2 separate regions of the Homo sapiens genome follow, and region 1 is linked to region 2. Evidence: chromatin loops called from intact Hi-C (ENCODE). Cell type or tissue: Caco-2. All regions are shown on one strand. Each heading gives the region's core, and the rest is flanking DNA. Links, peaks and the distances in the headings are about the cores only.

Region 1 (16,439 bases), core at 5,688-13,687, 520 kb before region 2:
TAGGGCATAACCAACCAGGGTAGGCTAAATTAATCTCACCAAAAAGGAATGTAATTCTGCCATTATTTTTAGTTCTGTTTTAAATTAATGATATTATTTCTTGATATAAGGGATAACTGAAGCACTACACATGATTATATGGCTCTACTCACCATAAAGAGAACACGCATAATAATCCTGTTCAATTATAGTGACTCAAACCTACTTAAAAAAAATGTGCTTAATAGCCTGCATTGTCCCACCTGAAGTGTTTTGTTGTTAGCCTGGGAGCAGTTCAGTGTCCCCCACCACAGCTGAGGCTTGACCCTGAGGCCTGGTCTCAGCTCCCCAGGACGCAGCACACTGCCCAGGGCTATGGAGATGAGACTTGTGGCCTGATTTCAAATACTGGAGGAGCCCCCACTGTCTGAACACAGCAAAGAGTGTGGCGCAGGTTCAAGGGGTGGCATGGGAGCCGGGTGCCCCACCCTTAGTGAGACCAGACCCAGAAGGGTGTGGCCTGATAGCCTTGGTTTCCGTTGCAGGGAGTCCTGAGGTCCTGAGTACCAGGAGCTCAGGGCAGTGCGGATGACTTGGGAGAAGCCTAGCTGGTTGGGCCAGTTGCTAGGGCTGGATGCTGGAGGGAGAACCACAGGGTTGGGGGAGTGTGAGCTGGCAGTCTCCAGGGCTACCTGCTGGGCTAAGCATCCCAGTTGCTCCTCCTACTGAAGAGACTCTGTTGCGCAGGAAAGGCAACTGTGCTGCACACTAGAGGGTTGTCCCAGTGGCCTGAGAGGTGTCCCTAGACCCCCGCCAAGGTTGGTGCTTGTACCTGCCCTGGAGAGCCTGGTCACGGGCTTGCCAGACCCAGCCATACCCAGCTCTGCCGCCCCCAGCCAGGGTGGTGGCAGAGTGCAGGACGGGATCCCTGGGAATCCCGCCCATGGCCAGGGAAACCCTGGTATTTCCCCACATCAACAAAGGCCAAAAATTCCACTGCTATTATTGCAACTGCCTCTCAACTGCAAGCGCCACCTACTGGCCTGTAGGGTGAACTGCATAACTCAAAGTAATTCCTGCTGACAGTATACAGCGGTGGGGGATGAGATAAGCCTCCTGAAACCTCCACCTCCCCATTTCTCTGTAGGAGACAGTGAGTCTGACCACTGGTCCAGCACACTGTTACTACAACCTACAAACAACTAGCATTTGAGAAAACCACTACACTAAAGCTATCTATAACCAAGTAATTCATAAAAGCCTTGGCCCCCTAAAACTACAGAGAAGCCAAGACAAAGGAACTTAACCAACATACAGAACAGTCACATCCTCAAGGTGGGGGAGGGAAGAAAAAATACCAAGCAAATGAAAGTAAATTCAAAAATAAGTAGTGACCGCTTCTACAGATGAGAAGAAACCAACACAAGAACTCCAGCTCCATGAAGAAACAATGTTGTGACATCCACATTAGCCCTCTAGCAATGGCTCCTAACCACAATGAAAACTTTGAAATGACAGATAAAGAATTCAAGATATGAAGTGTAAGGAAGCTCAATGAGAGCCAAGAGAAAGTTGAAAACCAACACAAAAAAACCAGAAGAGTAATTCTGGAGATGAAAGATGAGATAGATATATTAAAAACAAACAAAACAACAACAACAACTTTTGGAAATGAAAAGTTCACTAAAGGAATTTCAAAAAACAGTTGAAAGCTTCAACAATAGAGTAGACCAAGCAGAAGAATTTCAGAGCTTGAAGACTAGTCTTTTGAATTAGCCCAGATAAGAAGAAACAACAATTTTTTAAAAAAGAATAAAGCCTTTGAGAAATGTAAGATTATTTAAACCTAGGACTTATAGGTATTCCTGAGGGAGAAGAAAAAAAATAAGTTTGGAAACATATTTAAGGGAAATAATTCAGGAAAATTTCCCCAAACTTGCTAGAGATGTAGATATGCAGATACAAGAAATTCAGAGAACCCATTAGAGATACTACAGAAGATGCACATTCACCAAAGAATGGTCATCAGATTAATTCAAGGTCAACATGAAAGAACAAATTTCAAAAGCAGTTAGATAGAAGTGTCAAATCACCTATAATGGAAATCCCATTAGACTAACAGTGGACTTCTCAGCAGAAACCTTACAAGTCAGAAGAGACTGGGGGTCTATTTTTAGCCTCCTTTAAGAAAAAAGAAACGTAAGTCAAGAATTTTATATTCTGCCAAACTAAGCTTCAAAAATGAAGGAGAAATAAAGCCTTTCCCAGATAAGCCAATGCTGAGGGAATTTGCCACTACTAGACAAATCCTACAAAAAAATTCTCAAAGGAGTTATAAAAATGGAAACAAAAGGATGATACTCACCATCATAACAGCATACATAAGTAGACAAAGCTCACTGTATAAAGCAATTACACAACTGAGACTACAAATAAACCAGCTAACAACACTATGACAGGAATAACACTTCAAATACCAATATTAATGTTGAACATAAATGGCCTAAATGTTCCATTTAAAAGACATGGACTGGCAAACTGGATAAAAAAACAAGACCCAGCCATCTGCTGCCTACAAGAGACCCACCTAACGGCTAAAGACACCTACAGACTCAAAGTAAATGGGTGGAAAAATATATATCATGCAATGGAAAACAAATGTGAGCAGGAGTAGCCATTCTTATATCAGATAAAACAGACTTTAAGCTAACAACAGTTTTAGAAAAAGAGACAATGAAGGGCATTATATCATAAGAATGCATTCAATACAAGAGGACATAAATTTTGGAAATACGTGTGCAAGCACCAAAGCACCCACATTCATAAAACAAATACAACTACACCTAAAAGAAGAGAATGACAGCAATACCATAATAGTGGGGGGCTACAACACCCCACTGACAACAGTAGACAGGTAACTGAGGCAGAAAGTCAACAAAGAAACTCTGAACTTAAGCTAGACCTGATCAAATGGAAATAATAAACATTTATAGAACATGCTACCCAGCACCTGCAGAATATACATTTTTCTCATCTGCACATCAAACAAAATTGACCAGATGCTTTGCCATAAAGCACATTTCAATAAATTTTTTAAAAAATCAAAACCATATCAAGTATCTTCTTGGACCACAGTGTAATAAAATTAAAAATCAATACCATAAGGAACTCTCAAAACTGTACAAATACGTGGAAACTAAAAAACGTGCTCCTGAATGACTTTTGGGTAAACAATGAACTTAAGGCAGAAAAAGAAATTTTTTTAATGAAAATAGAGACACAACATATCAACACCTCTGGAATACAGCAAAAGCAGTGCTAAGAAATAAGTTTTATAGTGTTAAATGTCTATATCAAAAAGACAGAAAGTTCTCAAATTAACAACCCAATGTCACACCTCAAGGAACTAAAAAAACAAGAACAAAACCCAAAGCTAGCAGAAGAAATGAAATAAAGATCAGAGCAGAACTAAGTGTTATTGAGACCCCAAAAAACAAAACAAAACAAAAAAACCCACAAAGGATCAATGAAATCAAAAGTTGGTTCTTTGAAAGGATAAATAAAATTGATAGCTAGCAAGTTTACCTAAGAACAAAAGAAGATTCACATGAGCACAATCAGAAATGAAAAAGGTGACATTACAACTGATACCACAGAAATACAAAAGATCATCACAGATTATTATGAACATCTCTATCCACACAAACTAAAAAACCTAGAGGAAATGGATAAATTCCTGGAAACACCCAACTTCCTGAGATTGAATCAGGAAGAAACAGAAATCCTAAATAGACAAGTAGGGGTAATAAAATGGAATCAGTAATTATAAAAATCTTCCAATAAAAAAAAAAAAAAGCCCAGGACCAGATGGATCCACAGCTTTTTTTTTTTTTTCCTTTCCTTTTTTTTTTTTTTTTTTTTTTTTTTTTGAGACAGAGTCTCATTCTGTCTCCCAGGCTGGAGTGCAGTGCAGTGGTGCAATCTCAGCTCACTGCAACCTCTGCCTCCTGGGTTCAAGTGATTCTTCTGCCTCAGCCTCCCAAGTGGCTGGGACTACAGGCACGTGCCACCACACCTGGCTAATTTTTGTATTTTCTAGTAGAGACAGGGTTTTGCCATGTTGGCCAGGCTGGTCTCGAACTCATGAGCTCAGGTGATCCACCCACCTCAGCCTCCCAAAGTGCTGGGATTACAGGTGTGAGCCACCATACCTGGCCCTACAGCCAAATTTTAACAGCCATACAAACAAGAGGTGGTCCCAATCTTACTGAAACTATTCCAAAAATTTGAGAAGAAATTCTTTCCTAACTAATTCTACAAAACCAGTATCACCCTGATACCGAAATCAGGCAAGGACACAACAAAGTAAGGATACTGCAGGCCAATATCCCTTATAAAAACATAGATGCAAAAATCCTCAACAAAATACTAGCAAAGCAAATCCAACAGTACATTAAAAAGGTAATACATCATGATCAAGTGGGTTTAATTCCAGGGATGCAAGGATAGTTTGACATCTGCAGATCAATAAATGTGATTCATCACATCAACAGAACTAAAACAAAAACCATATGATTATCTAAATGGATGCAGAAAAAGCATTCAGTAAAATACAACACCCCTTCATGAAAAAAACCCTCAACAAACTAGGCACTAAAAGAACATACCTCAAAATAATTAGAGCCATATAGGACAAAACCACAGCCACTATCATACTGAATAGGGAAGAGTTGAAAGCATTTCCCCCTAAGAACTGGAATAAGATAAGAATGTCCACTCTCACCACTACTATTAAACGTAGCACTGGAAGCCCTAACCAGAGCAATCATGCAAGAGAAAGAAATAAAAGGTATCCACATTGAAGAAGAGAAAGTCAAATTTTCTGTGTTCATTTGATGGCATGAGTTGTGTTTTTTTTGTTTTGTTTTTGTTTTTTGGTAGGGTCTGGCTCTGTCACTTTGCTGGAATGCAGTGGCGTGATCTCAGCTCACTGCAACCTCCATCTCCTGGCCTCAAGTGATCCTCCCACCTTACCTTCCCCAAGTAGCTGGGACTACAGGCATGTGCCATCACACCCAGCTAATTTTTTTTGTACTTTAGAGATGAGGTCTCACTATACTGTCCAGGCTGGTCTCGAACTCCTGGACTCACCCACCTCAGCCTCCCAAAGGGCTGGGATTACAGGTGTGAGCCACTGCCTTAATCTTATATTTAGAAAACCCTAAAGACACTTCCGAAAGACTCCTAGACTTGATAAACGACTTCAGTAAAGTTTCAGAATACAAAATCAGCATATAAAAATCATTAGCATTTCTATACAACAATAATATTCAAGCTGAGAACAAAATCAAGAACTCAATCATGTTTAAAATGGCCACACACACACACACAACATACATACACATAATACGTAACAATACATCTAACCAAGGAGGTGAAAGATTGCCACAAGGAAAACTACAAACCCTCATGAAAGGAATCATAGATGGCACAAACAAATGGAAACACATCTCATGCTCATGGATTGGAAGAATCAGTATCATTAAAATGACTATACTGCCCCCAAAGCAGTCTACAGATTCAACATAATTTCTATCAAATTTCCAATGTCATTCTTCACATAATTAGAAAAAAAGATTGTAAAGTTCATGTGGAACAAAAAAAAAAAAAGAGCTTGAATAGCCACAGCAATTCTAAGCAAAAAGAACAAAGCCAGAGGTATTATATTACCTGACTTCAAATTACATGGCTCAAGGAACTAAAACAGCATGGTACTGGTAAAAAAAACAGACATACAAATCAATGAAATGGAATAGAGAACACAGAAATAAAGCCACATACTTACAACCAACTGATCTTTGACCAAGTTGACAAAAATAAACAATGGCAAAAAGACATGCTATTCAATAAATAGTGCTGGGAAAATTGGCTATCTCTATGAACATCTCTATCCATACAAACTAAAACATCTACAGGAAATTTTAGCCATAAGCAGAAGAATGAACCTGGACCCTTGTCTGAATGAAACTGGACCCCTGTCTCTCACCAGGTACAAAAATTAACTCAAGATGGATTAAAGACTTAAATGTAAGACTGGAAACTATAAAAGTCCTAGAAGAAAACCTAGGAAAAAACTTTTGGAGTTTGGCCTAGGCAAAGAATTTATGACTAAGCCCTCAAAAGCAATGCAACAAGAATAAAAATAGACAAGTGGGACTTAATTAAAAGATTCTGTGCAGTAAACAGACAACCTAGAGAATGGGAGAAAATATTTGCAAATTATGACAAAGGACTAATACCCAGAATCTAAAACGAACTCAAACAACTCAGCCAGAAAAAACAAACAATCCCATTAAAAAATGGGCAAAGAACATGAACAGACATTTCTCAAAAGAAGACATACAAGCGGCCAATAAACACATAAAGAGATGCTCAATATCACTAGTTATCAGAGAAATGCAAATTAAAACCACAATGAGATATCATCTTATACCACGGAGAATGGCTATTACTTAAAAGTCAACAAAACAAAAGATGTTGACATAAGTGTGGAGAAAAGGAAAGCCAAATACACTGTTGGTGGGAATGTAAATTAATACAACCTGTATGGAAAACAGTATGGAGATTTCCCAAAGAAATAAAAATAGAATTACCATTCAACCCAGTAATCCCACTACTGGGCATGTATGCAAAGGAAAAGACATCATTATATTAAAAAGACATGCATCTGTATGTTTATCAAAGCACTATTCACAATGGCAAAGACATAGAATCAACCTAAATGTCTATCAATGGTAGACTGGATTTAAAGAGTGGTAATATACACCACAGAATAGTATGTAGTCATAAAAAAGAATGAAATCATGTCTTCTGCAGCAACATGGGTGGAGCTGGAGGCCATTATCTTAAGTGAATTAACTCAGAAACAAAGAAGCAAATACTACATATTATCACTTAGAAGTTGGAGGTAAACAATGCATACACATAAACATAAAGATGGAATTAACAGACATTGGGGACTCCAAAATGGAGAAAGATGGAAGGAGGGGGTGAGGGTTTTAGAAATTACCTGTTGGGTAAAATCTTCACTATTTGGGTGATGGGTACAGTAGAAACTCAAACCTCATTATTATGCAATATATCCATGTAGCAAACCTGCACATACACCCCCGAGTCTAAAATTTAAAAATACGTTTTAAAATTCTGCTTTATAATTGATAGATTTCAAGTTTGCAGTGAAAATTAAAAAGATGTTGTTTTTAAAAATCCTTTTTTCTAAAGGAGATAAAGTTCTAGAAATAACTAAAGAGTTCTTGAAAGTCAAGCATGGTTTGCCAGGCGCAGTGGCTCACGCCTGTAATCCCAGCACCTTGGGAGGCCGAAGTGGGCGGATCACAAGGTCAGGAGATCGAGATCATCCTGGCTAACACGGTGAAACCGTCTCTACTAAAAATACAAAAAATTAGCCGGGCGTAGTGGCAGGCGCCTGTAGTCCCAGCTACTTGGGAGGCTGAGGCGGGAGAATGGCGTGAACCGGGGAGGCGGAGCTTGCAGTGAGCCGAGATTGCGCCACTGCACTCCAGCTTGGGCGACCAGAGCAAGACTCTGTCTCAAAAAAAAAAAAAAAAGTCAACCATGGTTTTCAGAGACCCTAATAGGACTTTCCACAGTGAACAAGTCTCACTGGCTAAGGGGGTGGACAACAAGATTCAAAGCAGTAGCCTCTACCCTTGTTTTATACCAAGTAGACAGGCTTATTTGGAAGAATCAGTTTTGATGTGCTCATCTGCCATTTTTTTAAACTTTTCTAAAATGGATATGCATAGCCTGTTATTTTGAAAAACATGTTTTTATAAAATAGAATCATTTTGTCAAAAATAAAATTGAAAACCACTTTTAAAAAATCTCCATTGGTGGATTAAAGGGGAGCAAAGATAAGAAAGTATGGCATGAAAGGCATCTGGGCTGTGACCCCCAGTACCAGTGTCCTTGCTGGGGTCATCTCTAGAAAGGTTTAATCTGGGCTGAAGATACAACCTGAGGGCTCCTCCCAAACAGGGGCAGGGCCCTCTTGGAGCTACTGTCCTTTGGGGCTAAGATTCCAGAAGGGACACAGTTAGCTTGCTTTACAGTCAGCTAGAGATTTCTGTTTTCACACATGACTCCTTGTTGGGTATGGTTTTTGGCTCTAAGGATGCTGGAGATCCCCAAATGGGCTATGTGCCACAATCTGAATTCCTACTTCAATTGTGTGGTCATGACAGAGGCAGGTCCAGCAGGCACAGAAGGACATGTTGGAGGAATGGCTGCCCCCTTCGAGGTAATCTTCAGATGGGTGACATCATGGAGGAAGCCTGTGGTACATCTGGAGACACCATGACACCACATTAGGTTTACTGCAAGGCCAAGCATTTAGTCCTGTGCCCCTCCACCCTTCTCTTTAGAAGGTGCTGAACTTCAAGAGGATGTTGTAACCCACGACTGTATTTTACTTAGTATTAGAATTTATGCATTTTCCCTTGAGTCAGACATTGCTACAAAACTTGACCATAAAGAGAATTTCACTTGTCCTCTCAAACCTATGAGGAGAGCCAGCATTCTCTCTCTTCTCTCTGTAGCTTATTTGCCATCCAAATCATCTCACATTTAAAATCTTCCTTTTCTTCTGATATCTCACTGACCTCATCCATGATATCCAGGAGTATGAGCTGAAGTTTTTCCTAAATTGGAATTAACTTTGGGACTCTCACCTCTATCTAATCTATTCCTTGTACATTGTTTACAGCACTGAACTGTTTTTCTTGTAGATGGACTCAGGGGAGGGCCTCTGTGGCCTTCCATCCTCAGCTTTGCCGGATCCCAGCCCTATGGAGCTGAGCACAGAAAGGCAGGCTGTAGTGCCTGGAGCCTCAGTTTTTCACGTGACACAGGCACAGCACCATCTCCTCTCCAGGGCTAGTCACGCAGGCTCATGGGAACGCGGTCCTGCTGCCAATCCAGTGAGCGCCTACCACCGTTGCTGGGAACAATTTTTTTGTCTTTCTTCCTCTCCTAAGCTCCTGGACAGAGAGTCACATCTTGCTCACTCTTCCTCACTCTTGCTTGCTCTTGCTCACTCTGCACTGTCCACCTGTTCGTCTGTTCGATGAATGAACCCTAGGAAAGAGTTGCTTGCATCACTTCTACTATGCTTGAATTTTATACTCATCAAAAAAGGTGGGGGGGTAGCCTTCATTCAAACCTACAGCTTCTTCCACTCTCAGCCGAAACGTTTTGCTGGTGACTGTTCAAGTCTTCCATTCAACATTGCACCAAGATGTCCCTATCTGAATGGCTTCCCTCTACTGGAGTGTGCTTAGGGCATGCAAGTTTCCCTGAAGGGCATCCTAAAAGCCCTGGCACTAGTGTAACAAGGACACATTCATGAGAGCTGTGAAGGGCAGTACATTTAGAACAGATAAGGAAAAGGACTTTCTTCAGGCCAGAGGCCACTTGGGGGCACTCATTTTCCTGTGTAAGGACAATGACAGCAGCTGAAGGCTGCAGCCACTCATGGTCCCTGCAGCTGTGCAAAGTTGGGAGGGGTGGAACCATGAGTTCCAGACACACAGACAAGGCAGACCATCACAAACACAAACACGTGGGCAGCTGCAGGGCCACAGTGTCCACTCCTGCTGCTCCAACATCTCTGCGGCAGGACAGTCAGCTGGTGACACTGGCGAGAGAAGGCACTGGGACTGCTGGTGGTGACAGCCTTCTCTTGGGCTGATGCTCAGTGGCCTGAGGATTTACCGTGAGCGAGCCCAGAGTGTGTCTGCAGACTGGCGCCGAGGAGGCAAGGGCGTGGGAAGGCTCAACCTGGCCAGCGGCAGAGTACCAGGAAGTCTGCACGAACTCACTGCTGCTCACCTGAGGAACACGGGGTGGGGAGAAGGTGAGGAGTTCCGCGGCAGCGACAGAGGCTCTACATAGAGGCTTCAAAATCTGTCTCTAACCTAGCTTGCTGAGTGTCTGGGAGTTTTCTTAACTAGCTGTTCTGGGTCCTGTTGCATTCCACTCACTGTCCCCTCCTCTTGAGCCTCAGAGGCCTAAGCAGGAGGCGGAACCAGCAGGGGAAACTGCAGAGCATGCAGCCAGGAGAGGCAGGACAAAGGGCCATGCACTCAGAACCAAGGGGCCAGAACAGCCAACCAAAGAGGATGTGGGCTTGGAAACTTCACACACACACACACACACGCATGCACACACACACACATACAAACACATGCACATATGCATACAGATACACAAATGCACACACATATATGCCGTATACACCTACATATATGTAAACACGTACACATATACATGCAAACATGCACAAACACATACACACATGCACATATACACATGCTTCATACATACATATACATATACACATAAATATATATACACATAAATATATATACACATACATATAGGTCGAGTATTGCTAATTTAAAAATACAAAATCCAAAAAACTCTAAAATCTGACACTTTTTAAGTGCTGACATGATACTCAACGGAAACGCTCATTGGAGCATTTTGGATTTTCAGATTGGGATACTCAGCTAGTAAGTGTACTGCAAACATTTCAAAATCAGAAAAAAATCCGAACTCTGAAACAGTTCTGGTGCCAAGCATTTCAGATAAAGAATACTCAATCATTATACTCCTACACACACACACGCATAGACACATACATACATTAGTTTTCTATTATAAATATAATGTGTTCATTGTAGCAAATTTGGAAACTAAATAAGGAACAAAAAATAATAACTGATATTCCTTCAAGCAGAATGCCTACTCAAGAATGTAGAATGATAGACAAACTGGACAACATCATCAGGACAGCACCAGTCAATGGACATCTGCAGAGAGCAGAGGATCGACACAGTCTCAAATCATCTTCCTTCAAATTACTTCTTAATTACAAAAGGAAAATACATTTGACCCTTGGACAACACAGGTTTGAACCATTCGGGTCCAGTAATAAGCATAGTTTTTTCAACCAGATGCAGGTGGAAAATAGAGTCTTGGTGGTATTTGAAACCTGTGTATATGAAAGGCCAACTTTTTGTAAATTTGGGTTCCAAGGGCTGACTGCAGGACTGAGTATGAGCGGATTAGGGTACATGGAGGGGGTCCTGGAACCAATCCCCCATGTACACTGGGGAAAGACTTAATGAGAAACGTAACAGACAACACCCTAATCAAGTCATAAATATCAACATCAGCATAAACTGGACCAGCCAACATCATCATGCCTGTGGGCCACAGCCTCCTGTCTGTGGACCAGATGGGACTCCAAGGAAACACCACACAAACCAAAATGGCCCTTCAAGAAATCCCATCCGTCACGACAGGTGTGAAAAGGCTGAGGAACACTCTGTATTAAAGGAAACTAGAGATCTTAAAGTGAATGCAAATGGTTCCTGAACAGGAATAAAAGAATAACATAAAGGATGTTTATATGAACAATCGGGGAAACCTGAACGAGGTCTGTAGATTTCAACCCTGCATCTTATTAAGGGTAAATATCCTGACTTTGGTAACTTTATTATGATATGTAAGTGAGTAACCCTGTTTTTAGTCAATAGACTCTGAGGTATTTAGGAGTAAAGGGACTTGATATCTACAAATGAGTCTCAAATGGTCCAAAGAATCATGGTGTGTGTACATATAAATGTATATATGTGCATATATGTATCTCTATATATGTACAGGACAATGGAAATGACTTAAAATGTGGCAGAGATATTAACAATTGGGGAATCAGGGTAAAGAATATATGAGAGTTCTTTGCTCTATTACTGCAACTTCTCTATACATTTGAAATTTTTTCAAAATAAAAGTTTAAAGAAACATACGTGCGTGAAAATAATGACCTGCGGCTCTCCTCTCTTCACTCAGCATCTCAGTAGTATCTTTTCCCATAGTAACGATCACCCCAGAACATGAGGTTACATAGTGGAAAGCATGGGGGCCCTTGTTTCAGGGCTATCTTCACCAGGAGCATCTCTGTTTCTTTTCCATTCAGCAGTTGTCTTCACTATCCCGGATATTTATGTCCAAAACACTCAGCCAGTGTGGCTCAATCACAGACTAGGAGCTCAATGGGTTCAACAAAATATCCCAGGTGTCCAGGTGGGGTTCCTTGAGTCCAGGCCCTGGAACTGGGTCCCTATAGGTGTGTGTTCACCTGCCCAGTGAGGTCCCACAAGCTGACCATCACAGGGTCCCCTAGTCCATGCCCGAGCTCTTTATTTGGTGGCTATGTGATGGCCGAGCTCAGGGACACAGATAGGGAAGGGACGTAGCACCCGCTTCCACTGCCTTCTTCCTCCCTCTTGTATTGGAAGCCCAAAAGCAGCCCCCCAGCAACCTGAAACGCATGCAGTATCATCAGTCTACTTTTATGGTAATGTACTGTCTTTATCAGGACAACTTCTCCTTCATGTCTTATTTCAAACCCTGTCACTGACTGATGGGCATTCCGTTTCAGAAAAACTCTCACCTGAGACCATCAGTAAGCAGGACAGGTCTAACTGTGATTTCCTGAGTAGGGAACCTCAGGTAAGCTCTGTAAGGCCTGCTGTGAAAGCGGTACCCTGGATCACAGCACCGAACTAGCAAGAGCGGGACATCAGCCTCTACACAGCCCACTGGGCCACCACCCACTGGCCAGTGGAGCAGGGCTGTCCTGTCTGCTAAGGCCCCATGACCAAGAAGGTGTGGGCAGATGCTAGACAGACAGAACAATGACAGACAGGTGGAAGGGGCTGGGTATGGGATGGGCGGACCAGTTGGTGAAGGAAGACTGGCAGATTCACAAACGGTGAAGTCTGAGAAGCTGAGAGACACAGCAGGCACAGGATGGCTAAAACACTGCAAAAGGGCTATAATCCCCAGTACCATCTCCAGTCTGGACGACGCAGAAAATGACAGCCATGAGAAAAATTTCATAAATGGAGCTATCATTTAGGGCTATAATTTTATTCAATTACAACATGCCAGAAAATGTATTTGAAGATAAAATTTTCACCCTCAAAATCCCGATTTATCTCCAAAATATATTTGCTATGAATACAGTTGACGCTAATAATCTTTATACTGCCCATAATTCATTTTTTAAAAAGCAAGCTTACATACCATCAAAATGAGATTATATAATCACAAAAATACTGATAACTGGAAAGGCAAAACAGAAACTATGGAGATTTCTTTGAAAAAGCAGAACACACTCACTGGCAGCCCTTGGACTCCCAGCCTGCTACTTTTTCAGTACTAAAAACCACACAACCCATGCAAAAATCACCAGTGACCCACAGCAGCTTTCAGCCATCTGGGGAGTATGTCTGCTGGGCTGGCAGGGAAGAAACATGAGCCAAAAACACTGCCATTTGGGCACTAACTCCTTTAAAACCAAGCAAACAAAAAGGATCTGCTGAGCACCAGCTCAGAAGGTCTAACACCAAGAAGAATAAGTACCTGAAACTGACTGTGCACATCTTACCCCCATCCTCCAATCGCCCGGAGTTCTCAGACTCCAAGAGGTCTCCAGGCAGATCTGAAAGCAAACGCCGTCGTATCAGACCTCTTGGGGTCTGTCCATTTGCTCCCAGACAGGCTCAGTAAACATCGTCTAGAGTTTCTTGAAACTACAGAAACAGCCAATCAAAGTGATAGATTGCCTGGACACAGTCCCCTCACCACCCAGGGAACTGTCACCAGAGCCCCAGTGGTGCGAGGCCCTAGGCAGTGAGAAGAATTGGTCCAAAGCCACATTGCGAGGAACTGCAGAGTCCTAGCCAGTGGCCAGCCCCCAAGTCATATGCCTTCCCATCGTATTATAAGTGACATACAGCCCTTGGCATTATTTATAAAAATGAACTTTCTACACCCACCCACATACTTATAAATACATAAAACTTCTGCTCCAGCAATGACACTGCTGGAAACCAACCTATCCATCTGTCTATCCATCCACAACCCCATTCATGACCAAGGACCCATGCACGAGAATGTTCATTTCAGCTCTATTCATAATTAGAAAAAGCTGCAAACAAAAGTAAGCTTATGTGCCATTAAATGGTATATAAACATCTCAGTAGCGTCTTTTCCCCTAGCAACGTTCACCCTAGAACGTGAGGTTACACAATGGAAAGCACGGGGGCCCTTGTTTCCGGGAGCTGTTCATCAAAAGAGGGTTGAGGTAAATCTATCACGGTACCTCCATACAACACAACACTATGAAGCTGCAGGGGAAATCACAACAATGCACATCAATTTTGTGAAGAGATACACAAGATACTGTCCGCAGTGTCACCTCTGGAGAATGAGACTAGAGTTGGAAACTGAGAAGAAAGTGAATCTCACCGTTTACCAAATACCTTTTTGTAGTATTTGTTTCACTTTTTGTTTTTTACTATGAATGTTACTTTTATAAATAAAATAGGTTCTCCTTTTTTTGGTCTCCTGGTTGGACATAGAGGTGATATGGTAATAAGTCATGGCAAACTTACTCCTGACTCTGAATCCTGTTTGTAGTGCTAGATTCCGCAAATTGTCACGCCCTGACTGAATGAACCAGCTTCTTTGGAAAGAGATGAGTGGGGGTAGAGTGGGAAAAAGTTTTCACGTGAACTTCTCTGGGGAAAATGCTAGCTTCTAATGCATTCATGTTCCTGGAGGCCTTTTTCTCCAGAAAAGGAAGTAGCTCTTGGACCAATTGGTGTAATGATTCAACAACCAATCCTCCATCTCATCTACTGAGACTTAACCAGCCCTGCTGCTACGGGCACCAATCCCACCTGGTAAGGCCGGTGGGGCCAGATAGGAACCCTGGTGCAGAGCCAGGCTCAAGGCTCCTCCACTCATCCCAGCCACAAAGTCGGCAACCCCAAGCATCCATAAAAGTATCACTAACTAAAAAGAGGCAGAAAGTGTGGAGCATAAGATGAAATGTGCCTATTAATGGAAGAAAGCTCATTTAGGCATGAAGAGTCCAATTCTCTCTTCGGACAGAAATCACAACAGTCTCAGCAAAACAACAAAACAAACTCACTTAGAATCTATCAGTGTCTAAATAGAGACCTTGGTTATATAGATGTGGCATCTAACCTCAGCATTTTATAACTTAAAAAGCAGATCAAAATAGTTAGTGCTCCAGAATTACAAGAGGGATTTCCACCAGTAACATCTTTTTTTGAAAAAAGTTTCTTTGGTGGTAATCAAACTTTAATGAAACATTAAACCTAAAATGTAACCTATAATTTGAAAAAATGTTTTCAGATTTGAGTCAGATTGGCCGAACCTTTTCAAGCCATCTCAGGCCCAGCTACATGGGGAGGGTGCGGATGTGCCCTCACTGTCAGTCACTGAGCAGATGCTCCCTGAGAACCTTCTCCGTGCCAGGCACCAAGGTGCTGGGATTCGGGTCTGGAATAAAACCCCTTGACTTTATGGAACTTCATTCAAGTAGGGGAGATAGACAAAAAGCAAAATTCAGAGATTGTTAGATGGCAGAAGGCAAAGGAAAAACATTCAGCAAAGGGCTGCTGGCTAAGAAGGTCCTCAAAGGCAGCAAAAGATGCCACAGGCCGACTGTGATGCTCCCTCCCAGGCGGCAGAAACTGGGGACCAGCTGAGTCAGGAGGCTCCCATGACGACACAGGCAAGGAAAGTAAAGCCCAGGCCTGGGTCCCACAGCAGAGACCAGGCAGGCGCTGTCCAATTCTGGTACACAGGCTGGGGTGGCGTGAAACTCAAAAGAGGAGTGAGGAAGGGAATTGGGAATTCTGATGGGGGTACTGGTCTGCTGCTCTGAGATGGGAATTTGGAGGTATCATGTTTGGAGGGAAGGATCAGATGCTGACTTTGGACCTGTTGCGTTGGCAGTGTCTTTTAAGCACCCACATGGAGGTGCCATGTTGGCAGCTGGAAACAGGAGTCTGGGCCTTGAGGAAGAGTTTGGATGGGAATGTAAACCGGGGAGTAATCAACATAGGGACAAGATGGAAAGCTGAGGGAATGGCCACGGCTGTCCAGGGAGGGAGCGCAGAGAGGGGAGACGGAGCACCAAGGCCCAGTGACTGAAGAGCCAGCAACGATGGCTGAGAAGGAAAGTCCAGCAAAGAGGGTGGAAACCCAGACGGAGCTGTGGAAAGGAGAGCAGCGAGCGACAGGAGCCCTCATGCTGCTGCAGGCCCGGCAAGCGGAAGACAGAGAACCCCGCTGGCTTTAGCCATGTGGATGCCACCCTGATGGGAACAAGTGGAATTGAATAGCACAGTGGGGACAAAAGCTGGGCTGCTGGAACGTTTTTAAAAAGGTTTAAAAAGGAGCATTAGGAAACCAAGGAAAATGATAATCTTCTGAAAGCAGTAATTTTAACCACTGCCTTAATCTGTGAGGGAAAGGAAGGCAGAGCCTCGACC
Region 2 (16,439 bases), core at 3,779-11,778:
CAGCATCTTTTCTCATCCTTGTTGTATGATTTGTCTGGTGGATTCAGGGCCCTGTTGGGGCAGAGGCTGGCGATGGTCTTAGGGACATTTCTGTTTCTCATGCCTGAATGGGAATGCTCCAACGGTTCAGCCCAGGCATTCTCTAACTTAGATCTGCCATCCATGGCCCCCAGATCAAGAATCCTCTGAAAGAGCAAGCAATGAACTGAACCAAACCACAATCCTTTGTTATGAAGATTTTCATTTTTACATATGGCTAAGAGCTACTTATCACTAGCCTACTATTGTATATCGTAAGGTTAAATTCATACATAGTTAGAATTTACTCTGGATTCTAATTTTGTCCTCTTCTGTGGGTCCCAGCTGCCATGGGGGATTGTAAAGATCTTATCAAATGTGTGCACACTCCGGTGAGAAGCTCATAGCATAAAAAAAAGATACTTTTTTATTAGCACATCACTGGCATCATACAAAAGTTGGTCTTAGGCTTTAAAATGCTATGACTCTTGTTTCTCAATAATATAGTACTGTTAATTTTGCTTTATTGTTACCAATTAATTATTACTGATAATTAAAGATATCTAGCTAATAATTAAGATGGTTAGCAAATAATTTTAAAATAACTAGAATAAAGTAAAAACAAGAAGTCATCCCTATTCTATGCTAAAAAGCAACCATAAATGTAATCATTCCTAATGCATTTGTATATTAATGTTTCATTACTGAGAAGCTGCCTGCAGGTATGTGTTATTTAAATAACATTGCTGAAGATTTCATTGTGACTGCTATTTGCTGTGAACAGCATGCTCCGTGACCTACAATCTCATAGATAGGCTTCTCTTCTCTTCTTTTACACAGTAGATGGGCAATATGACTGCTGATAGCCAGTGAACTCACACGACTTCTTTACATCCTTCCCTTCCTTGTCATCAAGGAAATGGGGACAAGACCATGGAAGCTGCTGTGGTAAGGAGGCCGCAGGGTCTCTGGCCCTGCTTGGTGGGTAACGTCAGGACAGCCAGCTGAGTAGCACCTCTATTCTCCCTTTCAGTGATTCCAATATCAGTGCTGTCACGCAGCGGCCAGCTAACGTTTTTATTTCCCAGACTCCTTTGCAGCAATATAGAGCCATGTCCTTAAGTTCTCGCCAATAAAATGAGACTGGATGGGAGGTACATGTAACTTCCAGACTGGCCTGTAGAGACCTCACAGATGTGTCCTTCCATGGCGTCCCCTCCAACTGATGGAGAAGCAGATGGCCGTGTTCATCGTGGAGGCCCGTGTCGCTGAAAGATGAGTGCCTCCAACCTTGGCAGATGCAACCTTCCAAGTACCCTGAGAGTCACCAACAGCCTCTGAATCCAAGCTTCTGAATTCTGGGGATTTCCTTTATGAGAGCAGCTTAGCCCAGGCTTACTAACATGTTGGCCACAGTCAAGGGAGTCAGAGTTCCATGCATATTCTCCACACATAGAAGGAAGCCAGAGGAAAAACCATGAGGGTGGTTTTAAGCTACAGCCCTAAGGCTGGCTGCTGGACCTCATAAGAACAGGCACAGACCAATGTGCTATGAGCGCAAACTGAAGCAGAGAACATGGTCAGGGCACGGAGGGCCAAGGCACAAAGGGGCTTTGAGAGGCTTAGAGCAAGGGTGCCACAGAGCTGACATCACTCACAGTTCCATGGGAGCAAATAGGATTCTAATGGAGGCAGCAAATCCTGATCTGGGGCATGACTGTACTTCAATAAAACAATAGATGTCATTATATCCCAGCAAAAGCATTAAAATGAGGCTTCTCTTTCATCAGCCTCTGTACGAATAACTCCCGGTGGGATGTGGGCACCTCCCCTCCTCTCTGAGAATCCGTGGCTGGGCCATGGGTATCATTAGGGTCTGCGTCACTGGCACACATCCCAATCCCAACCTAAAGGTGTGGAGCCAGCAGGTAAGAGGAGAGGAATGGGCATGGGCAATTTTCACAAAACACTCAAGAAAATATCATTCAAAATCTCTGCATCAAAATTGAGAGTTCTGGGCAACCAGGCCATCTGCTTCAGCATTCACCATTTTCCTTTTTCCGTGTGTAACTTTTGCTTACACTACTGGAGACTGTCTCTGACATGGGATATAAAGTATTAACAAACTGCGCCAGAGATCAATTCTCATTGGCTATACTTCTGACCAAAGCAGGCATGCGTTCAATGAACACATCTAAGTTCCTACTCTTGTTTCCAGGCACTGCATTAGTTGAACAATCAGAAATAATAGCAATAATATTAATAATAAATGACTCTGTCCTCATAGAGCTTAAATTCACTTCACCTGTTTGCTTCCAATTAACTCCAATGTTTTAACAAAATTCAGCTATAAATGGTTGTTGAGGTCAGAAGATAACCTCTGGAAGAAGGGGCAGAAATGGTTTTGGACACAGCCAAACCAATTACCAATATATGGCTGCAAAGACAGGATCAGAAGCCACTCTGCCTGGGACATAAAATATGCAATATTTAGGACAATAAAGAGTTTTACTTGGTAATAGAAAGACTGTACAGTTCCAGCCGGGAGCAGTGGCTCACACCTGTAATCCCAGCACTTTGGGAGGCTGAGATGGGTGAATCACGAGGTCAGGGATTTCAGACCAGCCTGGCCAACATGGTGAAACCCCATCTCTACTAAAAATACAAAAAAATTAGCTGGGCATGGTGGCACACACCTGTAATCCCAGCTACTCAGGAGGCTGAGGCAGGAGAATCATTTGAACCTGGGAGGCGGAGGTTGCAGTGAGCTGAGATCATGCCACTGCACTCCAGCCTAGGTGACAGAGCAAGACTCCATCTCAAAAAAAAAAAAAAAAAAAAAAAAAAAAAGAAGACTGCACAGTTCCTATATAGCCCTGGTTTCATTTCTACAGATTTCAACTCCCCTAACCATAAATGAAGGAACACTCAGAAGCTCTACACCTATGGGGTAGTGTGTGTTAAACAGAGTGGTATCCAAGTCAGTAAACCTAAACAGAAAAACGTTATCTGCTCAGGACTATTTAAGCCCTCCTGTGTGAATTGCTTAGAACTGACCTGAAGCATCTACTCTAGGTCCCATTGTGATGGTTCTTACGGAAGGGAGCCTGCATCATCAGTAATGAAAATATCAACATTGACTTCTGCCAATCTCCATGCAACCAAGCAAAACACAGAGAGATCAAGGAAATTCAAATGCAACTGGGAATCATAGTTTCTCCATAAACCACTGTATTTTCAAAGAAATAAGCTTCATAAACACCTGTATTTATAATTTGCTTATAGTTTTTGCTATAAAGCTAGAAAATCATCCAGACGACATAGAACAGAAATTCATTGTGCTAAAAGAAAACAAATATCAAAGACAGTCCACTTAGGATATATCACTAAATGTTGATTTTTGTAGTTCAACCAAAATACTCTGCACACACACACACACACACAAAATTTACAAGCCAAGAAGGCAAATTAATTCCTTTCTTACCCTTTTATTTTTCTTGTTGTGGTTCTTTTCCTCTTTTTTATCTCCCCATGATGTCCAGACAGTAGTTATTCTTGTCCAAGTTTATCAAATTATCTCAGTTTGAAGCTCAGAGCCAATACTTCCGAAATGTCCCTTTCTGAAAGCTCACCGAAGTGTCTCTTCTGAAGGAGACATCAGGTTCCCCAGGAATCACCCAGCAGGAAGCATCACCCAGAATTATTCAGTTTTATTGGAGGCTGTCATTCAAAGGAGTTACGCTCACCATATAATTACAGATCCAGAATATATCATCTCGGATGGCAAACATTCTTAGCCAAGCAAATAAAAGAATTCTCTGATCCTTCTCACCCCACATGGAGGGTCAAATATTGAGAAATAGCTAGTCATTTGTTCAGGCTATTTTTAAACACACATTTCCAATGTACAGTCAATAAAAAACCACCCTTCACACACACACACACACACACACACACACACACACACACACACAATGAACTGTAGTTAAGGTGCACTTTCAAATCACTAAATGGAACTGCTGAAGAATGGGAACTTTCATTTCTTAACCCTTCTCCTTCCTCTCCCCCTTAAACTGTTCTGTACTTAAAATAGAAACACAGGTGCCCCTAAGCTGGATTCCCCTCTCAGAGAGGGAGCCACACAGCTGCATCCGCAGCTTAGCTGAGGCTTTGCCTTCTCTGTACAGACCTTCCTTCGCCCTTCTCACAAGGAGAACCGAGCCCTCTGACTCTACCTCCTCGCCAGGGCCTCAGGCTTGATTCTCCTATTGCCTCATCTGCCCCAATACCTCAAATCAGAGTTTTAACAAGGCCAGGGCTAGCCAGACACGGTGGCTCACGCCTGTAATCCTAGCGCTTTGAAAGGCCGAGGCAGGCGGATCACTTAAGGTCAGGAGTTCAAAACCAGCCTGGCCAACATGGTGAAACCCCATCTCTACTAAAAATACAAAAAAATTAGCCAGGCGTGGTGGTGTGGGCCTGTAATCCCAGCTACCTGGGAGGCTGAGGCAGGAGAACTGCTTAAACCCAGGAGGCAGAGGTTGCAGTGAGTCAAGATCATGCCACTGCACTCCAGCCTGGGCAACACAGCAAGACTCCGCCTCAAAAAAAATAAACAAGGCCCCTGGCAATGCCAGAGAATTTGGAGTTTCAGTAGCACCGGCAAGGGGTTCCTTGGTGTCTTCTGAGGGCAGGGGGTTGGCCTGGCTCCTCTGTGTGTCTCCAGTGCCCCCTGGTCTGCTGATGGGACAGACTCAAAGTGTGCCCAGGGCAAGTGGTTGGAGAGGCGAGTGTCTATGTGGGGAGGGATTTTAGTGGAGGCACTCTGCTCTCTTCTCCCTTTTCTTTTCTCCTTCTTTCTTTCCTTATTTTTTCCCCCTCAATATTCATTGTTCTTATTCTCTAAGTCAAAATTCAGACTTTGGAAAATAAATAATCACTTCAGGAAGTCTATTTATTGTACTATATGGTGACTATAACTACTAAGAATGTATTATATACTTGAAAATTACTAAAACGGTAGACTTTAAATGTTACCACAAAAATATAAGTATGTGAGGTCATGGATATGGTAATTAGCTTGATTTAGCTGTTGCACAATGCACTGATATATAATTTTTATTTGTCAATTGAAATAAACAAAATACAGACAATCATCACACACATTGTTAAAACATACAAAATATGCTCTGTGTTGTTAATGGACAGACAGCCTTTCACTATACTTCTTAAAATATAAAACTTTTAAAAGGGTTGCTGCCCCTGGGGAAGGAAGAAGAGAGCCAGTTGTTGTGTTAGAGAGGCAGTGTCATCTGTGTCTGCTGTGTTTCTTAGTCGTTAACAAAAAGACAATGCAGCAAATGTAGCTAAACACACATTAACATTTGTTAATGGTGGATGATTGATATGGGACTGTTTATTTATTATTCTTTTTATTTTACTATTTCTATGTATTTTCTATTTGTTTATTTTATTTATTTTACTCTGTAATCTACTATGAATTGGTACCATGCAAAATTTCAAAAAGGAGAAGAGACCCTCAAGGTGCAGTTTATGTTGAAAGAATGGAGAAGAATGGACCCAAACCTACCGGATGGCGGAAGGGCAGGGTCGGGGAGGAGCCTCCTCACTCACACGCGTCCACAGCCTGTAACCATCGCTCAACAGGAAGAAAAGGGAAGGACTATAGGTCCGCCTGGGACATATTTAAGATGCAGAAATCAAGAAAATGTGACAACCCTGGAAGAGGAAGCAAAGGTGGTGCTAGCTGAGGAGACAACAAGGGAGCAGTGGGGATTTAAGAAGATCCCAGTCTCCAGGGTAGAGGACGCATCCCTAGGGGCCCAGACCCTGGGGCAGGTGCCACTAGGAACAGAGCACGGTGGGAGGCTGGGAAAGTGTCCGCCCCTGCCCTTTTCCAGGGAGGAGCTGGAAAAGAATGCAGGCAAAAGTCGGGGAGGAAACACTCATTCCTAATGAAATGAAATCTGTAACATCAAATAAAAACAGGAGATGAGCGCGATGCTGGGACAAGCACACTGGCCTGAGCCAGGGGTGTCCATAGGGCGGGGGACAGGGAAAGCGAGGCACGGGGTGGGAGACAGGGAAGGCGTGGGGGACAGGGAAGGCACAGCGCCGGGGACAGGGAAGGCACAGCGCGGGGGTGCAGGGGCTGTGTGGGCAGGGAGGCGAGCTGAGAAACAGCAGCCCCAAGGGCCGACCCTGGGACTGCCAGTGTGTGGGACACCCTGTCTATAGTCCACTTCCTTTTTTTAAGAACCTGGATCAAGACACACGAAGAGCTGGCCAGGAGCTTGGAGGAGGGCAGCGGGGGCGGCGTTGCAGGCTCTCTGCAGCCCCCGGCCGCGCGCACCTGGCGGCCGCGCGCGCTGCGCTCTGGATGCCGCGTGAAACCGCAGGGCGCAAAGCAGGGAGGTGGGGAGGAGGCTTTGGAGACCACAGGTGCTGGGAAGTGGAGCCGCCAGGAGGCCTGGGCCAGGTGACAAGGCCAGGCTGTGTGAAGTGGTGAGATCCTAGATGTATCTTGAAGGCGACAGACGCTATGAGGGTTGCAGGTGGAGTGGGAGAGCAAAGGGGGCAAAGAGGACCCCAGGGTTCTGGCCCGAGGCACTGTGATGGCGGAGATGTCATCTCCTAGACAGGAAAGGATACCGAGGGACAGAGAGCTCTGCTTCTCACCTTCTCTGGTCTCTGAAGCAACTTAAATCCATGTGCAGGCAAGTGAGATTCTTGTTTTATACTTGTCTGACAAAGAGCAGGGGAAGGCCAGAAAGGAAACATAGACAGTGGAAATAATAGTCATGTTTTAGGGGAACATACGGAAAACCAGTATTTGAAAGGGACGTTTTCTACCTCAGTATCCTTACAAACATCACATTTTCAGCCAAGTGGTGAAAAATCTACATTTATTTTTTTCCCTCCGAGAACTGGTACTGGCATTAGGCCCTGTTTATCAACTCTTCAGGATCTATGTGTATACTACTCCCATTGTAAGAATCGAACACTCTGGGAAAAAAATTCATCAAAGCTTTAAAACCAAAACCCTCCTCTGATGGGTTCCAGGTTTGCATTAGAGATCATATGATAAGAATATTTTTAAAACTATTTTTTTGTTGTTGTTTTGAGACAGTTTCACTATTGTTGCCCAGGCTGGAGTGCAATGGCACGATCTCAGCTCACTACAACCTCCGCCTCCCGAGTTCAAGTGATTCTCCTGCCTCAGCCTCCTGAGTAGCTGGGACTACAGACACCTGCCACCACGTCCAGCTAATTTTGTATTTTTAGTACAGATGGGGTTTTGCCATATTGGTCAGGCTGGTCTCAAACTCCTGACCTCAGGTGATCCACCCACCTCGGCCTCCCAAAGTGCTGGGATTACAGGCATGAGCCACCATGTCTGGCCTATTTTTAATGGTCAAATAGGTATGGAAAGAACCTTAGAATGATTTTTCTAGATTACACATTAAGGTCTATTTACTTTCCAATAGTTGATAGGAGTTTTATATACACAAGGCTCTGAATCAGAAATGGAGAGTTGAGTGGCCATAATAACATATTGTTATTTGTTGTTGATGACACAGTCATCAAGGGAAACAATGCAGTAATGCCATAAAGTTGTCATATCCTTTGATTCACGAATACATTTGCAGGTGTCTTTCATAAAGAAAACCTCCCAAATGAAAAAAGGCTTTTGGGATAAAGTGACTTTCACATTACTTATACCAGAATAAAAGAAGCAATGAGCAACAGGGCCGAGCCAACCTTCATCGAGTGCTAGCTGTGAGCTCCTTCCTGTGCTTGGCACTCATTTAATCCTCATAAGAATGCTGGGTGCTGGTGATTATGAGCTCACGGTACACACGGGAAGACAAGGCTCTAAGAGGTCACAAACTGTATGTGAATAATTCAGAATCCAAATTCAAGCAAACAAAAACAAAAGCCACGCTTTTCCCTTTACACAGAAGATCATACAACCTTTAAAAGAACTATGCAGATACTGAGAAAGGCTCAGGAGAACAAGGAACAAGAAACTCTGTTAGACTTGTAGGCACTGGACATGATTCTCCTACTCTACTCTTAAAACCTGCCATATGCAATTTATTTTGTTTTGAATATAAAGCTTTTTTTTTTTTGAGATGGAGTCTCACTCTGTCGCCCAGGCTGGAGTGCAGTGGCGCAATCGAGGCTCACTGCAACCTCTGCCTTATAAAGCATTTTCTAAAGGTACAAGCTAAATTTTAAAAATATCTCTACACAACTGATGTATAACAAAAATTAGTTCTACCTCATAAACACGTGGCTCAGCCCTCGGAACACATTTTCCTGTTCTCAACTGATGAACACTCCAAAAACAGAACAGATTTGAGCTTTTCCAGGCCCAGAAAAGCTCGCGAGGGGATTTGCTGTGTGTGTGACAACACTGCCACCCTGTGGCAGCACAGCTCCACACATGCTTTGGGCCGCATTTGCAAGTTCTCTGTAATCCCCCTGGAGACCCGGATCAGCTGGGTGGAAATGCAGGCTCTCTGTAAGCATAGGACTCAGGGCAGCTGAAATTATGGAGTTTCCTTTAAAATGTAGCTTTTAATAACTTTTTCTGAAAATTTTATTTTACTGGTGGGCTTCCCTGTAAATGCCTGCCTCCAATACTGCAGAGGCTTCCATCAGAAACAACGCCACTCAACACGAATTCTGGAAACTTTTTTAGGGCTTTTGCTATGGAAATCACTTCAAATGTAAGCTCCGTCCATCTGTGAAACACTATAATGACACTATTTCTGTCACTGCCTGAACAGGGCAAATGGACAAAATGTCTCCAGACAGGTTTATTTTGTTGTTTGCTTGTTTTATAAGGCAGTGATTTTTAACTCTTTTACCAGAAGAACTTTAACTTTATGGTATCAAGAAATGCAGAGATATCTGATGAAGCATGTAGTAATACCTTTAGATTGGTCAAATTTATAGAATTTGGATTTTTTAAAAAACCAAGAAACCAAGAAGCAGGGCCCATAAAAGGCCAGTTACTTTCAAAAGTTCATTCTTCAGAGAAAGGCCTGCTAATGACTGGTCTGTTGTCCTGGTGAATAACAGAACCAGGATTAGAACCCACGTCACTTTACTCCTACATCAGAACATTTGCACTTTATCAGACTGATATAATAATTTCTTTTCCATTTTTGTGTGCTGAATTGCAAATTAACTCAGGTACCTTGTCTCATCCGTTAGCACAGTTTATCACTGCTGTTTGTGTGACTTAGGAAACAGAGACCCGAGAGCTAACTCACACCTTATCATTAACCGGCATCCACAACTGACTATGTGACCTCCCCGTGTCTTGGAGTCCAGATGTGTGGGATGACGTTAACTGCAGTGTAATCTGTTCCATGCTTTCACAGCTACACAGGCTGAGTTTGAGGAAAATCAATACTGACCATGTCCCCACTAAGCCAGAGTCCCCCGCAGGTGTCCAGTGCAGCCCAGTTTACAGCCTGAGGCACACTTTCTTTCACAGATACAGAAAGGAGTGTTTTCTGGAAAATGTAAAATTCCAGGAAAACTACTTAAAGTTAGTTGAAAGATGAGAATATTTGCTATGATTCAAGCGCCCTTTGATTAAGACAGTGAAGATATATCTTGGAACAGAGTAAACTTCAGTTTCTAAGAAATTCACTAACTTTTCCAGAGAAGATCAAATTTCTTTGACCATCTACATTAGGATTTTTTTAATGCAAATCTATTCTCATAGAGTCTTCAAGTTACAGACATAATAAACCACTTACATTTTCTCAAGAAAAAATAATACATAATAGTATCTGCAAACTTTCTGGAGGGCTCCGGTCAGGTTTACTCACCATTTCAGAACATTTCCTATGAGTGTCAGATGAGCTATATAATTTCTAATCGCTACAATGAACCTACAAAGTGGGCAGTTTAGCAGATGAGGAAAGTGAAGATAGGTTCTGCATGCTGGGCCAGAATTGAAAGCTCGGCTTTAACACCCCAATGATGTAGGCTTGCCCTCGGCCTCCGCCAGGCTAAGCCTCTGTGCTCATCAGAGATTCACTATGACTTGAAGCTGAAGCTGTTACCCTGTTTGCACAAAGACATAGAAACAGCCAGCAGGGGGAGCACCAATAAAGCCAATACTCACTGCAATGTTTCCTGTAAAGCAAGAAGTGCTAAGCTAAGCGCTAAGCTAAGGAAGGAAGGAATTCACAAGGAGATGGATCAGTGTTACATTTTATCACCGGATATACACAAAAGGAGTGCCTCTCACAGCCCAGACAGTGAACTAAGGGAAGGAAGAGCTGCAAAATCCCTTAAAATAGAGGACATTCAAAGCAGCAAAAGGATGATGTGACTCATGCCTCCGTTTGATCCCCTCTTCTGGTAAGATTAAGCAAGCACTGGCATCAAAATGTGCAGACTAGGATCAATGGCGTGGAAAAAATATGTAAAAACAACGGCAGAGTGCTCTTCAGAAATATTACGTCACTAACATCCTTAATTGAAGAGAGCATCATAGCCAACATAAGTAGATATCAATAAATCTGATCAACCAATTCACCTCTGGCATTTGGATATTTTCTGTGTCTATATAAGGAAGATCAAATAAGCCCACACAACTAAGCACAGTGCCTAGAACAGACAGGACTGAAGCAGCAGGCATGGTCATCACTGGGAGCCATTATTATTTTAAGTGCTGTACTGCCCTAGGGCTTGAAACCCAGTATATTCTTATTTATGAGTTAATATTAATCTATCACATTGAAGCCTTATTACTTTGATTCATAGGAAAAGTCACCCTTGATTTTTAAAAGTGGAAAAAATATATCCCAGAAAACACCTCATATCAATAATATAACAAACTTCTTCCTTCTTTCACAGATTCATAGTATTCAATCATGTAGCTATACCACATCTTCATGTACCATAGCTTCATCTACCAATCCCCTCCTGATGGGCATGAACATTGCTTTCATCTCCTGTTGTTACAAATAATGCCACAATAAACAGCCTTACACATGAATCATTTTAGATTTTTGCCAGTGAGTCTTCAGGGTAGATTTCTAAAACTAGGATTTCTGTGTCAAAAACTAAATGTATGTGTAATTTGGCTAGATACTGCCAAATTCACCACCATAAAGCTAGCACTTTGCATTTTGCTCAGCAATGCATTTAAGGGCCCCACAGTTTAATGAAAAAGGTGTAGTAACAAACTTTTGGGCTTTTGCCAATCCCATAGGTGATGAACAGTGTTCACTGTAGTTCATTTACATTTCTCATTATGAGTAAGAGTTTTATCTCTTTCCTTTATTTATTTTCATTTTCTCTTTTTTGTCATTCAAGAGGGTTTTTTGTTTGTTTTCCCTAAAATCAAATTTATTAATATTTTCTCTGAGGTCAAATTTATCAATGTATTGAAAAGGATAATATCAGAGAACATCTTAAACCTAGAGAAAGTTACCGATATCCAAAGAAGGTAATAGAATACCAAGTAGATTTAACCCAAATACTACTGCAAGGCAGTTACTAATGAAACTCCCAAAAGTCAAGGATAAAGAAAGGATCCTAAAAGCAGGAAGAGAAAAGGAATAATATACAATGAAGCTACAATATGTCTGGCAGCAGACTTTTCAAGGGAAAACCTTACAGGCCAGGAGAGAGTGACATAACATATTTAAAGTTCTGAATGAAAAAATACTTTTACCCTAGAATAGTATATTCGGCGAAAATATCCTTCGGACATAAAGGAGAAATAAAGACTTCCCTCAAACAAAAGCTGGGGAATTTCTCAAATCTGACCTACAAGAAATGCTAAAGGGAATACTTTAATCAGAAAAAAACAGACATTAATGAGCAATAAGTAATTACTTGAAGGTACAAAACTCACGGGTAATAGTAAGAACACAGAAAAACACAGAATATGATAACACTGTAACTATGGTGTATAAACTACTCTTATCCTAAGTAGAAAGACTAAACAATGAATCAATCAAAAATGATAACTACAGCAACTTTTAAAGACATAGACAGTACAATAAGATATAAATAGAAACAACGAAAAGTAAAAAAGTGGGGAGATGAAGTTAAAGCATAATTTTTATTCATTTTCTTTTTGCTTATTTGTTTATGCAGCGTTATGTTCTAAAATAGTATTTGCAAGCCTCATGGTAACTTCCAACGAAATAACATACAATGGTTACACAAAAATAAAAAGGAAGAAATTGAATCATACCACCAGAGAAAAACACCTTCACTAAAGGAAGACAGGAAGGGAGGGAGGGAGAGAGGACCAGAAAACAGATAACAAAATAACAGGATTGAGTCCTTACTTATCAATAACATTGAATGTAAATATACTAAACTCTCAAAAAACAGACTGGCTGTATGAATGAAAAAACAAGACCCACTGATCTGTTGCCTACAAGAAACACACTTCACCTATAAAAATACACCTCAACTGAAAATAAAGGGATGGAAAAAGATATTCCATGCCAATGGAAACCAAAAAAAGAGCAGGAGTAGCTATACTTAGACAAAATAGATTTCAAGACCAAAACTGTAAGAAGAGATTAAGAAAGTCATTATGTAATGATAAAGGGGTTAATTCAGCAAGAGCATATAACAATTTTAAATATACAGGCACCAAACACTGAAGCATCCAGATATATAAAGCAAATATTATTAGAGCTAAAGAGAGAGATAGGACCCAATAAAATAATATCTGGAGATTTCAACACCCCAATTTCAGCACTGGACAGATCTTCCAAACAAAAAGCAACAAAGAAACATCAGACTTAATCTACAGTGTAGATCGAATGGATCTAATAGATATGTACAGAATATTTCATCTAATGGCTGCAGAATACACATTATTTTCCTCAGTACATGGATCATTCTCAAGGACAGACCATATGTTAAGTCACAAAACAAGTCTTAAAACATTTTTAAAAACTGAAATAATATCAAGCATCTTCTCTGACCACAATGGAATAAAACTACATATCAGTAATAAGAGGAATTTTGGAAACTATACAAATAATGGGAATTAAACAACATGCTCCTGAATTACCACTGGGTCAAGGAAGCAATTAAGAAGGAAATTAAAAACCTTCTTGGAACAAATAATAATGAAAACACAACATACCAAAACCTATGGGATACAGCAAAAGGAGTACTAAGAGGGAAGTTTATAGTCATATATGCCTATGTCAAAAAAGAAGAAAAACCTCAAACAAACAATCTAACTATGCATCTTAAAGAATTAGAAAAGCAAGAGCAAATCAAACCCAAAATTAGTAGGAAAAAGAAATAATAATCAGAGCAGAAATAAATGAAATTAAAATGAAGACAATAATACAAAAGATCAATGAAACAAAACGTTGATTTTTTAAAAGTTAAACAAAATTGACAAACCTTCAGCCAGATGAAGAAAAAAAGAGAGAAGATACAAATAAAATCAGAAATGAAAAGGGAGACATTACAACTAACACCGCAGAAATTCAAAGGATCATTGGTGGCTACTATGAGCAACAATATGCCAATAAATTGAAAAATCTAGAAGAAAAGGAGAAATTCCTAGACACATACAGTGTACCAAGATTGAATCAGGGAGAAATTTAAAACTAAAACAAATTAATAACAAGTAACAATATTGAAGCCATAATAAAAAGTCTCCCAGTAAAGAAAAGCCTGAGGCCTGGTGTCTTCACTGCTAAATTCTCCCAAACATTTAAACAAGAACTAATACCAATCCTATTCAAACTATTCCAAAAAACAGGGGAGGATGAATACTTCCAAACTCATTCTATGAGGCCAGTATTACCCTGATACCAAAACCAGACAATGACACATCAACAAAAGAAAACTACAGGCCAATATCTCTGATGAATATAAATGCAAAAATCCTCAACAAAATACTAGCAAACTGAATTCAACAATACATTAGAAAGATCATTCATTGTGGTCAAGAGACATTTATCCCTGGGGATGCAAGGATAGTTCAACATATGCAAATCAATCAGTGTGATACATTACATCAACAGAATGAAGGATAAAAACCATATGATCATTTCAATCGATATTGAAAAGCATTTGATAACATTCAACATCCCTTCATGATAAAAATTCTCAAAAAACTGGGGATAGAAGTAACATATCTTAACATAATAAAAGCCATATACAATAGACCCACAGCTAGTATCTTACTGAATGGAGAAAAACTGAAAGCCTTTCCCCTAAGATCTGGAACATGACAAGGATGCCCACTTTCACCACTGTAATTCAACATAATACTGGAAGTCCTGGCTAGGCAACCAGACAAGAGAAAGATATAAAGGGCATTCAAATTGGAAAGGAAGAAGTCAAATTATCCTTGTTTGCAGATGATAGGATCTTACATTTGGAAAAACCTAAAGTTTCACAAAAAACCTATTAGAACTAATAAATTCAGTAATGTTGCAGGATACAAAATCAACCTACAAAAATCAGTAGCATTTCTATATGCCAACAGTGAACAATTTGAAAAAGAAATTAAAAAGTAATCCCATTTACAGTAGTCAAAAATAATATTAAATACTTAGGAATTAACTAAAGAAGTGAAAGATCTCTATAATTTAAACTATAAAATACTGATGAAAGAAATTAAAGAGGATACCAAAAAATTGAAAAATATTCCATGCTTATGTATTGCTAAAATTTCCATACTACCGTAAGCATTCTACAAATTCAATGCAATGTCTATCAAAATACCAATGACATTCTTCACAGAAATAGAAAAAAAAATCCTAAAATTTATATGGAACTATAAAAGAGCGAGAATAGTCAAAGCTATCCTAAGCAAAAATAACAAAACTGAAGGAATCACATTACCTGACTTCAAATTATACTACAGAATTATTATAACCAAAACAGCATGGTACTGGCATAAAAACAGACACACACACCAACAGAAGAGAGAACTCAGAAACAAATCCACATACTTACAGCGAAGTCATTTTCAACAAAGGTGCCAAGAACATACACTGGGGATAACAGCGTCTCTTTAATAAATGGTCTGGATATTCATATGCAGAAGAATAAAACTAGACTCCTACCTCTTGCCATATACAAAAATCAAATCAAAATTGATTTAAGACTTAAATCTAAGACCTGAAGCTATGAAACTACTACAAAAAAAATTGGGGAAAATCTCCAGGATATTGGTCTGGGCAAAAATTTCTTGAGCAGTACCCCACAAGTATAGGCAACCAAAGCAAATATGAACAAGTGGGATCACATCAAGTTTAAAAGCTTCTACACGGCAAAGGAAACAACCCACAAAATGAAGAGACAACCCAGATAATAGGAGAAAACACTTGCAAACTACTCATCTGACAAGGGATTAATAACCAGAATATATAAGGAGCTCAAACAACTCCACAGGAAAAAGTCTAATAATCCTATCAAAAAATGGGCAAAAGGCCGGGCGCTGTAGCTTACGCCTGTACTCCCAGCACTTTGGGCATGCTGGTACATGCCTGTAGTCCCAGCTACTTGAGAGGCTGAGGCAGGAGAATCACTTGAATCCAGAAGGTGGAGGCTGCAGTGAGCCGAGATCGCACCACTGCACTCCAGCACCAGTGACAGAGCGAGACTCCGTTTCAAAAAAAAAAAATGGGCAAAAGATTTAAATAGACATTTCTCAAAAGAAGACATACAAATGGCAAACAGGCATATGAAAAGATGGTCAACATCAATGATCATCAGAGAAATGCAAATCAAAATTACAATGAGATATCCTTTCACCTCAGTTAAAATGGCTTATATCCAAAAGACAGGCAAAAACAAATGCTGGTGAAGATGTGGAGAAAAGGGAACCCTCATACACTGTTGGTGAGAATGTAAATTGGCATAACTATTATGGAGAACTGTTTGGTGGTTCCTCAAAAACCTAAAATAAAGCTAGCATATGATCCAGCAATCCCACTACTGGGTACATACCCAAAAGAAAGGAAATTAGTATATTGAAGAGATATCTGCATTCTCCCATGTTTGTTGCAGCACTGTTCACAATAGCTAAGACCTAAGTGTCCATCAGCAGATGAATGGATAAAGAAAATGTGGTACATATTGTAAACCAAAAATGAAATTCTAAGGCTCCCTAACCATCTGAATGGACCCCTCTTCTCAGCCAAGGGGATTCCAGAGTTAACTTAAAAATCTAGTTCAGGCCATGACAGAAGAGGGGGTTGGACATGCCTCATTACACCCTCCAGCATTAACATCAACTCAGACCTTAAGTCTGCTAGGAAACATTTACAATATATTCTCTCTGAAGCCTGCTACCCGGAGGCTTCATCTGCATAAAACCTTGGTATCCACAACCCCTTATTTTAATCCAGACATTCCTTTCTACT

Evidence for each region. A loop is a pair of places that touch in the nucleus more often than their neighbours do. Peaks named below come from ENCODE experiments on the same cell type or tissue, not always from the same donor. Only the 100,000 strongest peaks of a DNase experiment are listed, where the experiment ranks them.
Region 1: a loop joins it to region 2, with 3 times the contacts of the local background. A loop is called at or near these places in 5 of 110 quality-filtered maps.

What each region holds. Positions count from the first base shown.
Region 1 is chr7:50,632,083-50,648,521 of GRCh38, forward strand. The region is part of intron 7 of GRB10 (growth factor receptor bound protein 10); the gene reads right to left. LOC124901632 (a long non-coding RNA gene) reads left to right here and starts at 9,675. Exons shown (of 2, transcript XR_007060323.1): 1 at 9,675-9,913; 2 at 10,799-11,867. In Caco-2, for the core only: no CTCF peak of the experiment used is centred there; no DNase peak of the experiment used is centred there.
Region 2 is chr7:51,152,751-51,169,189 of GRCh38, forward strand. The region is part of intron 5 of COBL (cordon-bleu WH2 repeat protein); the gene reads right to left. Among named protein-coding and RNA genes, the nearest start is that of COBL, 160 kb to the right of the region's middle. RefSeq lists enhancers at 8,282-8,576, 14,874-16,073. In Caco-2, for the core only: CTCF peaks have their summits at 8,478 (motif pointing left) and 10,192 (motif pointing right); DNase peaks (open chromatin) are centred at 8,471 and 10,151.